Linked DNA regions of Mus musculus: region 2 is linked to region 1. Evidence: chromatin contacts called from ENCODE Hi-C data. All regions are on one chromosome and are shown on one strand. Each heading gives the region's core, a stretch centred on a gene start or an enhancer-like site at or near the end of the contact. The rest is flanking DNA. Distances are from core to core; before and after follow the strand shown. Region 1 holds the start of Krtap26-1 (keratin associated protein 26-1). Region 2 has its middle 9.1 kb from the start of Ifngr2.

Region 1 (6,435 bases), core at 1,798-4,297:
CATGATCATAGAGGCCTGAAAATGGAAAGACATCATAGGTCACTTTCCAGTCTACCCTTTCCTTTACTATTATCACCATTTTCTAAAAACAGATACTTGGTAGTTATTTCTTTAGTAAAGAACATTACTTCATTACCTACTAACACAAAGACATCTAGCAAGCCAGTTGAAATTTAGAGACACGATTGGAATCTTCCAGTCAAAAAATCCTGTTGTCAATTTTTTTTTTGGTGTTTATGTGTATTTCTACTGTCTGGCTTGTTTCCTTGTTTTCCAGATTCCTATGCCATGTCTTTCTATCCATAAAAGTTGGTACAACGTGTCAACTTTAATCAAGCATAATGGATTCTCCTTGCCTTCTCTGTACATCACATCACTTATAGACCTTGTGGGGGACTTATAGACGTATAGGGCTCTGTCTTGTCCACTGATGAAGGGTCCCTGGGACAAGGACCATTTTTATCTTTTGTTATTGTTTCTCTTATTCTGTGGTATATGTCTGAAATACTTGATAAATATTTTCTAAACTAACAAATGTGTGAAATAATCGGGGTGTCACACTTTCATGGCTGAGTGTGGCGAGGATTGCTCATCTAAGATAGAAGTATTCACAATCTTCCCTGGAGTGGTAAGGCCCTGATCACTGGATAAAAAGCTACAACGTGTGTTCATTTGGTGGAGTCCATGATTTCTCATTACTGTGGACTCTCTGGAATCTAGGGTGATAAGAGCCTGCCTATCTGTAAGTCATAGGCACCTGCAGGTAAGGTGCTTGATATTTGGACCAAATACACTCTGGTAGTAACAAAGCTGTTAGGACATAGGAATAACCTTCAGGGCTCTTATATTTTCTGAATGCCTGTGGTATTTTGTGTGGATATTTGTAGGTAAAAGTGATACTGACAGTGGCAGGGGATACATAAATTAATTCCCAGATTTATGTAGTTGTTAGATGACAGCATATATATATGTATATGTATGTATATATATACATATATATGTGTGTATATGTATGTATGTGTATATATATACACATATATATGTGTGTATATGTATGTATGTGTATATATATATATATATATGTGTGTGTGTGTGTGTGTGTGTATATATATATTCATCTCTCTGTGATTCCATTTTAGATTATTAGATAAAAATGTTTGGAGATATGGAGGAATTTGTGTTTATACCCTTTTCTTTATGTCTATTATGCTAATGTTCTGTATTTCAGATACAAATACTTAAAACAGTAATATTTTGCATTCTAAAATTATATTATGAATTGACATCAGAGATATGCATGACCATGCCACCAGATATTTCATGAAGTACTGACTAAGTTCTAATTATTTATAATTCTGTAACATTCCCCTTTAGGTAAAAAACACCCATACATAGAACACATACCGAACCCATGAACATGCATACGCCTCAGTGGTGGACTCATGACACAGGTGCTGGGCTCTTGGTTATATTAAAGATAAGCACACATAAAGAGCGTCAACACATAAATTCGATAAACATTAACCTAAATGTGGCTGTACCTATTACTAATGCCACTCAGCAGATGTGTCCAAGGTTGCACAAGAAGACTCCAGCTACTGCACACAAAGTATTACCTGGTGATGAGGTGCCAGAATGGGCTCCTTAATGACACCAGGCACAGACTGTCAAAGAGTAATGGCTCCTACCTCCTATTCTGAGCTCAATTTAGCACATAAGCATAAGACCTCAGAGTCTATATGGCTTTATCTTCACGCATATCCCTCCTGGTAAAAGAGACCTGCATTGCTGCAGAGAAACCAATGCGCTAGTTCATATTTTCTACTCTCCTGGGCAGAGGGAGACTTGATAAGTGTGGCCATGACCATTGAACATTAAAATAGAAGAAAGTGCTGTGATTTAAATTGAATTTCTAGCCAAAGGGAATGGAATTGAGATTTGGCAGATAATTTAAATTCCCATTAAAATAGCCACTGGAGGTACTGGATATGCCAGTCTGTGAAAACGGCAGTGGATCGTGGAGACTGGCCACTTCCATGTATTTAAACCACATATGTAAAGACATAGACATACAAGTTTTTAAATAGCCTTCAAAGTACTCAAACCTAGCGAAAGTTTGCATATACTCTAATGTAAGAATTTATACCAACCAAGGCATGGAATCCCTTTTGGAAATTGAGATCAGATGTAGGAAATAAACGCTGCCATGTTCATCATAAAAGGATTTGTTCTTTTTACTCAGAATGACGCCTTTCAGTGGTAATATGAATGACATTGTAAGATATGTTTGTTGGATTCATGATAAGTGCCATTTTGTCCAACCCTCTTTATGAATTTGTTCTTGTTCAACCTGGAGTCTATCGTTTTAACTGAACGACATCTCATTACCTACATTCTAAACCATCACGGACAAAGCACAATCTCAAGTGACTGTTTATTCATCTATAGAATTTAATGAAGCAAGCACTCATTTTCTGAATAAACATATTTTCATGGGAAACCATTTTCTATTCAGATGGTGAAATAAAGGAAAACATGCAGGAGTCTTTCCCAGGATGGCCTTTAAAATTCTTTTGATCATAAAAGTTGTAAGATTTTTTTATCTTCTCCTGCAAGCCTCTTGATTTTATATATATATATACCCATTTTACGAAGAGAATAGAATTACTTCTCAGCTAGTTATGTGTAGTTTGCTACTATTCAAAGTAGTTTGCTTCAAATTTCAAAGACAATTCCAAGGAAGAATTCTAAGAAAAATATTTGTGCTCTGGTGACTAGAACTGTACTGAGTCCATAACTTTACAAAGTGTCTGTTTGGGTTGGATAACTTTACCAGGGGCCCTATGAAAACCCAGACACTCTGATTTATGGTTATACTCAATCGATGGAAGGTATTTCAGGGATCATCCGGTTTTATGGGAGGCAGGAGCGCTACTTCCTGGGTATGAGAGAGTTTAGATGCAGCCTCAGACAACAAGGAAGATGAGTCTGCAGACAGAGCAGCCACTCTCTGAGAATATATAAAGGGAGAAGACGAATGAGGGTCAGACTCACACCTGACGTGCTCCCTCCCAGCTGCTCTTAGACCACTACCACTCTCTCAAGTTCACTATGGCTAGCCGTAACAACTGCTCCTCCTCCGGCAACTGCAGCTCTGGATCGCTCAGAAATACCTGCCACATCCCAGCCAGCTCCTCCATTGCCCTCTGCTCTACAAACATGGGCTGTGGAGAGGTCTTCTGCGTCCCCAGCAGCTGTCAAGATCACACCTGGTTCATGGACAACTGCCCAGAGACCTTTGCAGAACCTCTCAGTGGGCAGCCACCCAGCCGTGAAGCCAGCGGCTTTGAAAACTCTTGTTGCTCTTCGACATACTGTGTGCCCAGACACTGCCAAGGATCTGGCTATATTCCTGCGTCTTCCTTCATCTCTGGCTCTTGCCTCCCAGCATCCTACAGGCCTGTGAGCTATGTATCTAGCAGTTGCCGGCCAGTGAGTCCTTTCATGAACAACTGCCGTCCTGTAAGCTGTGTATCTGGTGGATACCGCCCACTCCCTTGTGGATCCAATAGCTGCCGACCTCTGGGCATTGTCACTTATGGATGCAGGCCTTCAGGTTGTGTGACCTATGGCCCTCAGACCATTCACATTGTGTCAAACAGCCTGAGACCTCTGCAGCCTGTCTGCGGTGGTTGCCAACCATCGATCCCTGTGTTTGGCACTTGTCGTCCTTCTTGCTCTGCACAAGGAGGTCAGTAGCTTCCTTGTTCCAGTGAAAAGCAATGAAGACTCAGGATAAAAATTGCAACACTCTGGCTGTTTGCTTCTTTCTGAGTAGCGATTACATTTTCTTGTTCTCACTGTCTATGTTAATGCAAACTGTTCCTTTCACACTGTGACTTGCTTTTATCTTTCCCTTGTTGTAAAAATTCCTGCTTCTATTGCTGCTAGTGTTGCTTAGGCAGGGAACTGTGTACCTGATATGATCTGCACTATAATAAATGAGATAATTCAGAATTAAGAATCTAGTGCGTTGATTTTTCGTTCATGACTTCATTGTAATGCAGGCACGAGCAGCCTCACCTGGTTGCCAGGGGATGTTCTATTGTATTTGCTACCTGATAACCCGGGCAATGGCTTATTATTTAGGAGAATAATGGCTTCAGAACAATATGGGGGAGCAAACTATGACCTTTCTCAAAGTTATGGTCAAAAGGAAAGCTCAACTCTAATCTCTGACCTCTGATTCCTATTGCACACACATCCTCCAGACTATTCTCTAACTGCAAACCCTGCAGTAAGCTTTAGTGTAAGCCTAGGTTGGTCCCTTTGATCTGATCCCATAAGACATAAGTACTTTCTTTGATGCCGCTGCCCTGGCTTCGTCTCTCAATTTATCCCCTTCTACTTAGTATTGCAAGTACTGTATACCCACACCGTTGTCTGACATATGGTGTTCCATAAATGTATCCTTATAAAAATAATCATCACCATTTTATTTATGCCTTTGTCAAGAACACTTTGACCTTCTCCATCTGCTGGAAATATCACAACACAGTTCAAATTCGTTAATTAACCTTAGACGTAAACAAACTAAGAAACGATTGAACACTCACGTATTGTAGAGTCGTGTGTGTTGGGCAGAAGAGACAGAGATGTAAGGAAGTCTGATATGTACTATCAGAGCTTGCCAGAAGTCATACACTATGGAATGCATCTTAATTAAATCCCATTAATTAAATAAAGCTTAACTCTTTAAGTATGTCAATGCTCATGTTTTTTTAGATACTGGAAATGGCCATCTTCAAATGCAAAAAATTAAAAGAGGATTCTAAATTACTCTCATGTGCATTCTCAGAGATATGATCAGAAATCAACCGAGGAAAACAGAGGGATGGAGATTCAATGGAAGGATTTTTAAAATACTAAAAGCACTTGTGAGATAGCAGACCGAGGACATAGATCCTTTACAAGTCCCAGCTAAATTCTGAGATGACAGAACATTTCCACCTTCTCTGCCATATTTACGCAGAGAAGCTTGGCCTGGTAAATAATGAAAAGTAGAGGCCGACTTGGAGCCTTTTCTCCTAGCTGAGGCGCATACCTCTGCTTCACAGTTACAATCCTTCCCAGAACTGACAGGGAATGAGGGGTTTTTCTTTTTTTTTTTTTTCCATTTTTTATTAGGTATTTAGCTCATTTACATTTCCAATGCTATACCAAAAGTCCCCCATAGCCACCCACCCCCACTCCCCTACCCACCCAATCCCCCTTTTTGGCCCTGGCGTTCCCCTGTACTAGGGCATATAAAGTTTGCATGTCCAATGGGCCTCTCTTTCCAGTGATGGCCGACTAGGCCATCTTTTGATACATATGCAACTAGAGTCAAGAGCTCTGGGGTACTGGTTAGTTCATAATGTTGTTCCACCTATAGGGTTGCAGATCCCTTTAGCTCCTTGGCTACTTTCTCTAGCTCCTCCATTGGGAGCCCTGTGATCCATCCATTAGCTGACTGTGAGCATCCACTTCTGTGTTTGCTAGGCCCCGGCATAGTCTCACAAGAGACAGCTACATCTGGGTCCTTTCAATAAAATCTTGCTAGTGTATGCAATGGTGTCAGCGTTTGGATGCTGATTATGGGGTGGATCCCTGGATATGGCAGTCTCTACATGGTCCAAAAACAAACAAGTATCTATTTATTTCGCAATGTTGGGTGTTCAACTAAAGTGTCCCGTGTGTGATGTAAAAGCCTTTGCACTACAGCCTTTGCACTACTGCCTTTGCACTACAGCCTGAGCTCCAGAACAACAGAACGGCTTCTATCAGGTTCCCAGCGCTGTCATAAACTCCACTTGCTAGATCTTTTTGAGGAGATGGAATCTGCATCTTTGGTATCTGAACCCTGTCCTAGACAAATTCCAGACCACATCACACACACACACACACACACACACACACACACACACACACAAAAGCCGTCTGTCTCTAAGTGAGTCATGCAGCAGGAGTTGATTTGGTTAAATTTCTTACAAAGATGTCATTTCAAAATTGGACTACAGATCTATACTACATAGGCTGTTCTCTTCTAAAGATGGCGCTGCCCTTCTGATGACTGGCGACACACTCATCTCACCTGTTTCTGAGTTCCAAGATGAAATTATAAAGTATCTTCTCAAAACACATCATGTGATCATTTCACTAAGAGTCCTGTGGCATTCTTCCAACATCTATAAACTATTTCTTTGGTTTTTTTTTCCCCCTTGAGCAAAAGATGCTGAACTTATAATGGCTAAGAAAATAAAAAATACTTTCAAGGAATTGCTACAGGCTGAAGATGAAATAGCATGAAGATAGAAAGCCTCTGGTATACTGAAAATAAGAAGAAAAAAAAAGAAAATAAGAAAAACATAAGTGTTAGCCAAGAACTTTCAAAAT
Region 2 (6,435 bases), core at 1,715-4,214, 2.9 Mb before region 1:
TAGTCTTTTTTTCTAGAAAGATTAAGATCATTGTGTGTGTGTGTGTGTGTGTGTGTGTGTGTGTGGTATGTGATGTAACATTTATTCTCTGGGATCCTGTAAATTTCCAGGAAAATCCTGTCAGTTGAGCAAATCAGAGCTGTTCCAGATGCAGCGCTTGGTGCTGGGGTGATGGCTGTAAGTCACAGGACGAGCTTCGAGGCACCAGAGGGACATGTGTGACTCACTGCGGTGCTATCAGCAGACCTGAAGTTACGTCCACTGACAAGTGGTCCCCCATGTTCAGTCTTATGATGTGTGATTACTCCACTGAGCCTCACACAAACCCGAGACAGAAGGCAGTGACCATGGGTCTTGCTTTTGGACTGTCCAGAACCTTGCTGTCTGCGGGGCCATTTTTAGTCTTATGAATACCTTGTGCCTCAAGAAAATTTAGATCCCGAGCACCCCTTGCATACAGCAAGCATCCATCTTTTTAGGTTTGTGCCAGCTTCATCCTGCACAGGAGTGACTTTAAACAGCATGTCGCCATTGTCCCCAAAACACACCAAAAATCACCTGGCAACACCTCCTAGATGTCTGATTTGAAGCTGGGTGTGGTGGCGATCGCCTTTAATCCCAGCACTTGGGAGGCAGAGGCAGGCGGTTTTCTGAGTTTGAGTCCAGCCTGGTCTACAGAGTGAGTTCCAGGACAGCTAGGGCTACACAGAGAAACCCTGTCTCAAAAAAACAAAACAAAACAAAACAAAACAAAAAAAGACTATATATTTGATATTAACCTGGCTTTCCAGAGCAAGACACCCTAATGGCTACTTTGTCTGAGATATATTGATCTCTGTGATTTCCCCAAATGAGGGAGAGGGAAACCTGACTGATATTTTTATGATAGTGAGAAATTACACTTGCACTCTTCCCCCACGAATGTTAAAAACTGTAGTAAGTGCCAGTTGGTGGTGGTGCACAATTTTAATTAGGCGGATCTCTGAGTTCAAAGCCAGTCTGGACTACGGAGTGAGTTCGGGTCAGCCAAGGCTGCACAGAAAAAAACGCTGTCTTCAAAAACAAACAAACAGCTGCTGCGTCTTTGGGAAAACACCAAATGGCGGATGACACCAGTGCAGTGGGAGGGCCCGGAGGACCCGGGGCCCAGGATTAGGAGGCCACAGCGGCTTCTGTGGAGGATTTGGCAGCGGTCTTAGGGGCCACAGTCGTGGTTGAGGCTGTGGCCATGGTCGAGGCCGCGGGGCTCGTGGAGGTAAAGCTGAAGATAAGGAGTGGATCCCCATCACCAAGCTGGGCCGCCTGGTTAGGACATGAAGATCAAGGCCTTGGAGGAGATCTACCTGTTCTCCTTGCCCATTAAGGAGTCTGAGATCATTGACTTTTTCCTGGGTGCAGTCCTATAGGATGAGGTTCCGAAAATCATGCCAGTGCAGAAGCAGACTCAGGCTGGCCAGTGGACCAGGTTCAAGGCATTCGTTGCTATTGGGGACTACAATGGTCAGGTTGGTCTTGGCGTTAAGTGCTCCAAGGAGGTTGCCACTGCCATCTGAGGGGCCATCATCTTGGCCAAGCTTTCCATCGTCCCTGTGTGGAGAGGCTACTGGGGGAACAAGATTGGCAAGCCCCACACTGTTCCGTGCAAGGTGACAGGCCGCTGTGGCTCTGTGCTGGTGCGTCTCATCCCTGCCCCCAGAGGCACTGGCATTGTCTCTGCTCCTGTGCCCAAGAAGCTCCTGATGATGGCCGGTATAGATGACTGCTACACTTCAGCCAGGGGCTGCACTGCCACCCTGGGAACTTTGCCAAGGCCAACTTTGATGCCTTCTCCAAGACTTACAGCTACCTGACTGCTGACCTCTGGAAAGAGACTGTGTTCACCAAGTCTCCTTCTCAGGAATTCACTCGTCATCTTGTGAAAACCCACACCAGAGTCTCTGTTAAGAGGACCCAGGTTCCAGCTGTGCCTAAAACATAAGAGTTTTTATACGAGAAAAATAAACGAATTAACTCTGTTAAAACAAACAAACAAACAAAAACAAACAAACAGGAATCTTTTCCCTCGAAATATATATTTTTATTTGGTTACTGTTCCTCTCTGTGTTTGGAAAGGATTTACATGAAGCTCAAATAAATCTTGTTTACGGTCCTTCTCGCACTTGTGGGAGGAGAGTCCCTCTCCAGCGTGCATCCGTGTGCACTTGCGTGTGTGCTTACACTTGTGTGTATCTGTGGTAAGTGCACATGAGTATGTTTTGAACAAGACGTGAGCTTTGACCTGTGAAAAGGCCCACAGAGCAGAGTTGCTGAGAAAGGACAGTTTTGGTTTGTTTGTTTTTTCAGTCTCAGCCTCGGTGTCATTGCATGTAGCTTGTCTAGGAACGGGGCCTTAGCTGCTCATGTAGCCGCAACAAAAACGCACTGGGGGAAGTGAGTCTGACTTGCTTCCTGCTCCAACCCCTTGGGAGCAGCCAGTTGGCATCTCTCGAGGCAGAGTGGGTTACCACACTGCGGAGGGTGTAAATAAAAAGGCCTCAAGTAAAAAGACTTTCTGTTTTAATATGACCCCGAGGCTTTTCTAAGAATGTGAGCACTTTCCACAGGTCTTTGGGAACTTTTGAACCCCTATGGGGGCTTCGTCCCTCCCATCTGGGATGCCCCCAGCATGGCAGGGATCCATCCTAGGAGCCCCCAGTTCAGAGACAGGCGAGCTATGTTCCTCAGCGGTGCCTTCTGTGAGGCCTGCCTGGGCTTTTGTCCCGAGGTCAAGGTGGGTTGCATATTGCTGCTCTAACATGCCACAGACTTAGTGTTTCAAGATAAAAATAGCAAAAGGGTTGATACAGCTATGGCGCTGGGGGAGGCTCCAGGGGAAGAGAGATTCACTTCCTTGCTTTTTCTAGCTTCCTGTTCGTGGGCCCTTCTTACGTCAGCAGCAGCACAGATTCTCCAGTTGTTTGGCTCCTTCCCTCTCCTTCTTGCTTGTTCCATCTAGCTTTCGATCTCTCTCATCCTCTCACTCTCTGACCCCCTCTCCCCTTCCACATACAGGGAAACTTGTGCCCTGCCACCAAGGCCCATGTCCCAGAGGTTGGTCCCAGCCTGTGTTACTGCATGTGGTGGAACCATCATTTAAGACATAGGGCCCAATGGGAGGAAGTTAGGTCATTGGGAACGCACTGTCGAAGGCTCCAGTGAACCCCACCATTCCTCTCTCTTTGTCTCAGCCAGGTCCTTCTATCATAAGTTCTGTGTCACCAGAGGTCTAAAGAAACAAGGCTAAGCTACTGCAGATTTCGGTTTTGGAAACTGTGACCCAACATGAGCTTTCTCTCCTTGAAGTTGATTGATTTCAGGAGTTTTGCCACAGCACAGGAAGCTTGCTAATATTCCCATGTTGGCTGTTAGATCGCGGACATCTTTGGGACCCTTAATCCTCCCAAGCAGGGGTGGCACAGACTGACTGGAGCAGAGGGGGCCTTTCTCAGCACTCTTTTTTGGGTCTGTGTTTCATTTCCAAGTGGGCATTTCATACCCAAATAGCAGCCTTGGCTGGCCACTATGTCACCTTCCCTATCTCATCTCTACAGGCCATGACCTGGTAAGGATATGCATCCTGGGACTGGCACTGACTTTGTCCTTGTTAACTTACTAACATCCTGGCTTAACTAGAAAGGGAAGTCCAGGGAGTGTAGTTCAGTGGCAGAGAATCTACCCAGTGGGCCCTGGGTTCCATCTCCAGAACTGAAAGGAAATAAAATAAAATAAAATAAAATAAAATAAAATAAAATAAAAACAACAGAAAATCTAAATGGTATAGAAGGGTTAGAGTTCTCCTCTGGCCCAGAGAGATAAGAGCCAGAAGGATTTGAGGCAGTTCTTGATGAAGCCTCACAGGTCTGTGAGCAAGATAGCAGCCTCCTGGCTTCAAGAAGGCTGTGGGGATTCCGACACCCGGGCAGAGCTGGCCAGTCTTTAGGTCTGGGTAGGGAGAAGGCTTACTGGATAGCAGCTTTCTTTATTGAATCCTTTTAGCTTCTCTAGAGATAAGGCCTGGGGACAAACTCGTCTTGTATAAGATCAGGCCACAATGGAGGCTTCCAGGGAAAGCTGAAGAGAGCAACCCTAAGTCCCTCCTGGATTAGCTTGGCCAACACCTCTGGAAATCAACTGAACACTGCTTCCCAGTAATAATGATAATAAAAAAGCCAATGCTGTGCCCCATTTCCCCCTTATTTAGAGTTGGTAGGAAAGCAGTTTAGACCAAGGAATATGCTACAGGGCTGTTTGGGCTGTGTGCATGAAGAGGAGCCACACCCTCTACTCACGATTTGATGTCCGAGTTTTTGGTTGGAAATAATGTTCATATGTTTCAAATGGAAACAATTCATATGTCTCCATTTGCACGAAGTTCTGAGTAGTAGGATAAACACTGTGAGAGCCATCTGTTTTGTCCCTTTATCCACACTGCGTACTCTACTTCCTTGTTGGTCACTCAATTGGTTGTTGCGGTATGGGTCATACAGCGCTGTGTCAGGGAACCCTGAGGTAGTAACTGTGATGGTTTGTATGTGCTTGGCCCAGGGAGTGGCACTGTTAGGAGGTGTAGCCTTGTTGGAGTAGGTGTGTCACTGTGGGTGTTGGCCTCAATACCCTTGTCCTAGCTGCCTGGAAGTCGGTCTTCTGCTAGCTGAGGTGGATCTCTTAGCTCTTCTGGTCCCATGCCTGCCTGGATGCTGCCCTGCTCCCGCCTTGATGATCCTGGACTGAACCTCTGAACCTGTAAGCCAGCCCCAATTAAATGTTATCCTTGTAAGAGTTGCCTTGGTCATGGTGTCTGTCCACAGCAGTGTAAAACCCTAGCTATGATATCACCACACTGCATCATTCACCTTACCTCATCTCCCCTCTTAGACATTGCATCACGTTACATCACCTGGGGAGCGGGCACAATCCAACAGGACATTTTGAGAGCAAAAGATGACTCTAAAAGAACAGTCTAATATATTGTTATAATTGTACTGTTTTATCATAGTTATTGTTCTTAGTCCCAATGTGCCTAATACTATATAAGTATGTTAGATATGTATTTTTATCTGTATACATATAAGTATTTGCATATAGGCTATGAAAGTATATTACATAGCTTGGTACCATCCACGGTTTTAGGTATCCAATCTGGGTTTGGAAGTTACCCTCCATAGACAAGGAAGAATGCCATTTATTTACGTGTGTGTGTGTGTGTGTGTGTGCGCGTGCGTGTGCGTGTGCATGTGTGTGTGTGTGTGTGCCATCTCATATCTGCTTTTCCCCTTCAGAGTAGCCAGCCCATCATGCATCATGCAGGGCTGTTCTGGAGGGAGGAGGCTTCATTAGCTGGGGTTGGTGGATGCAATGCAGGGCCTTGATTGGCAGAGAGTGCTCAGGTAAAGAACACACAAACCAACCGGAAAACAGCTTTGGAGAACTAGTTCCATTTACTGGGGGAAGGAAAAAGCCCTTGGGGAGGTGGCCAGGGTCTCTCAGGCAAGGTTGGTGCGACCATATACAATAACCAGAAGAGGGGCGATGGAAGATACTTCATGTGATATTCAGGGGTTAGGGGATGCAGGGAAAACAACCGTATAAGGTCAAACAAGGCGTGAAGCTTGATAACCGGGAGGGTAGTAAATTCTTACTAGAGTTGATGGCCAACGCCTGCTGTCCTCATAAGGTATCTAGGGTTGAAGCTCGCCTCAACTCCTCCCTCATTTATCCTGAGCCGTTACGGTCCCACCTCACGTATATGTGCTCCTGTGGGTGCAAATGCATGTGATTGCATGTGCATGTCGAGGTCAGAGGTCAGTTTGGGTGTTGAATTCCAGGAATGCTGTCCACTTTGCTCTTTGAGATAGCCCTAAGACTTTATTGGTTTTACATACCATGCATGTATGCCCGTCCACACGGATGTACGGATACCACATGGGCTGGGTTGGAATTGAGTGGATGGAGGCTCGAGAGCAGGTGGCGTCACTGCCAGTTAATGGCACTGGCTAGTTTCCTTTGGACTTGTAGTGACACTGCAGAGGTGTGTGGTGTGTGAGTCACAGGGCCCAGGAGAGTCCTGTCTCCTGGAAGGGAGGGGCCCCTGTAGGGGGTGACATGAGGCACTAGAGGAGGTGCTTGTCAGAGTAATTAAGGATCAACTCCACAATCCTGCATGGAAAGAACGGCCTGGGAGCCCTGGCAAGGACTGCCTAGAGCCCTGGCCAGGAGGCAGAGGGAGGGAGCTGAACAGACGACTCCTAAACTAGGAGGAGGTTAAGTAGGTAGCCAAAAATCTGGTGGTGCGCTCAGGTCAAAGAGAGGCGTCCTGAAGAACATCTCAGATCCAGAAAGGGCTTTCGGAAGGAACTTGGTCTGGTTTGCAGTGTCATTTACAAGGATCCTGCCTTA

The links. Hi-C counts contacts between places; a loop is a spot of excess contacts on that map.
Region 2: a loop to region 1 is called in a map of regulatory T cell, with 20 times the contacts of the local background. The contact joins the enhancer-like site here to the promoter of Krtap26-1 in region 1. A Hi-C loop is called at or near these places in 3 of 37 maps with a recorded cell type or tissue (T-helper 17 cell and regulatory T cell).

Annotation. Positions count from the first base shown.
Region 1 is chr16:88,644,408-88,650,842 of GRCm38, reverse strand. It overlaps Krtap26-1 (keratin associated protein 26-1), which reads left to right and starts at 3,047. Exons shown (of 1, transcript NM_027105.3): 1 at 3,047-4,019. The coding sequence starts at 3,112. The coding sequence ends at 3,759.
Region 2 is chr16:91,534,725-91,541,159 of GRCm38, reverse strand. It overlaps the pseudogene Gm7860. Among named protein-coding and RNA genes, the nearest start is that of Ifngr2, 9.1 kb to the left of the region's middle. Within about 2 kb of position 2,964, at least 1 of the 3 ENCODE cell types and tissues checked has a DNase peak (open chromatin) inside an H3K27ac peak, as active enhancers do.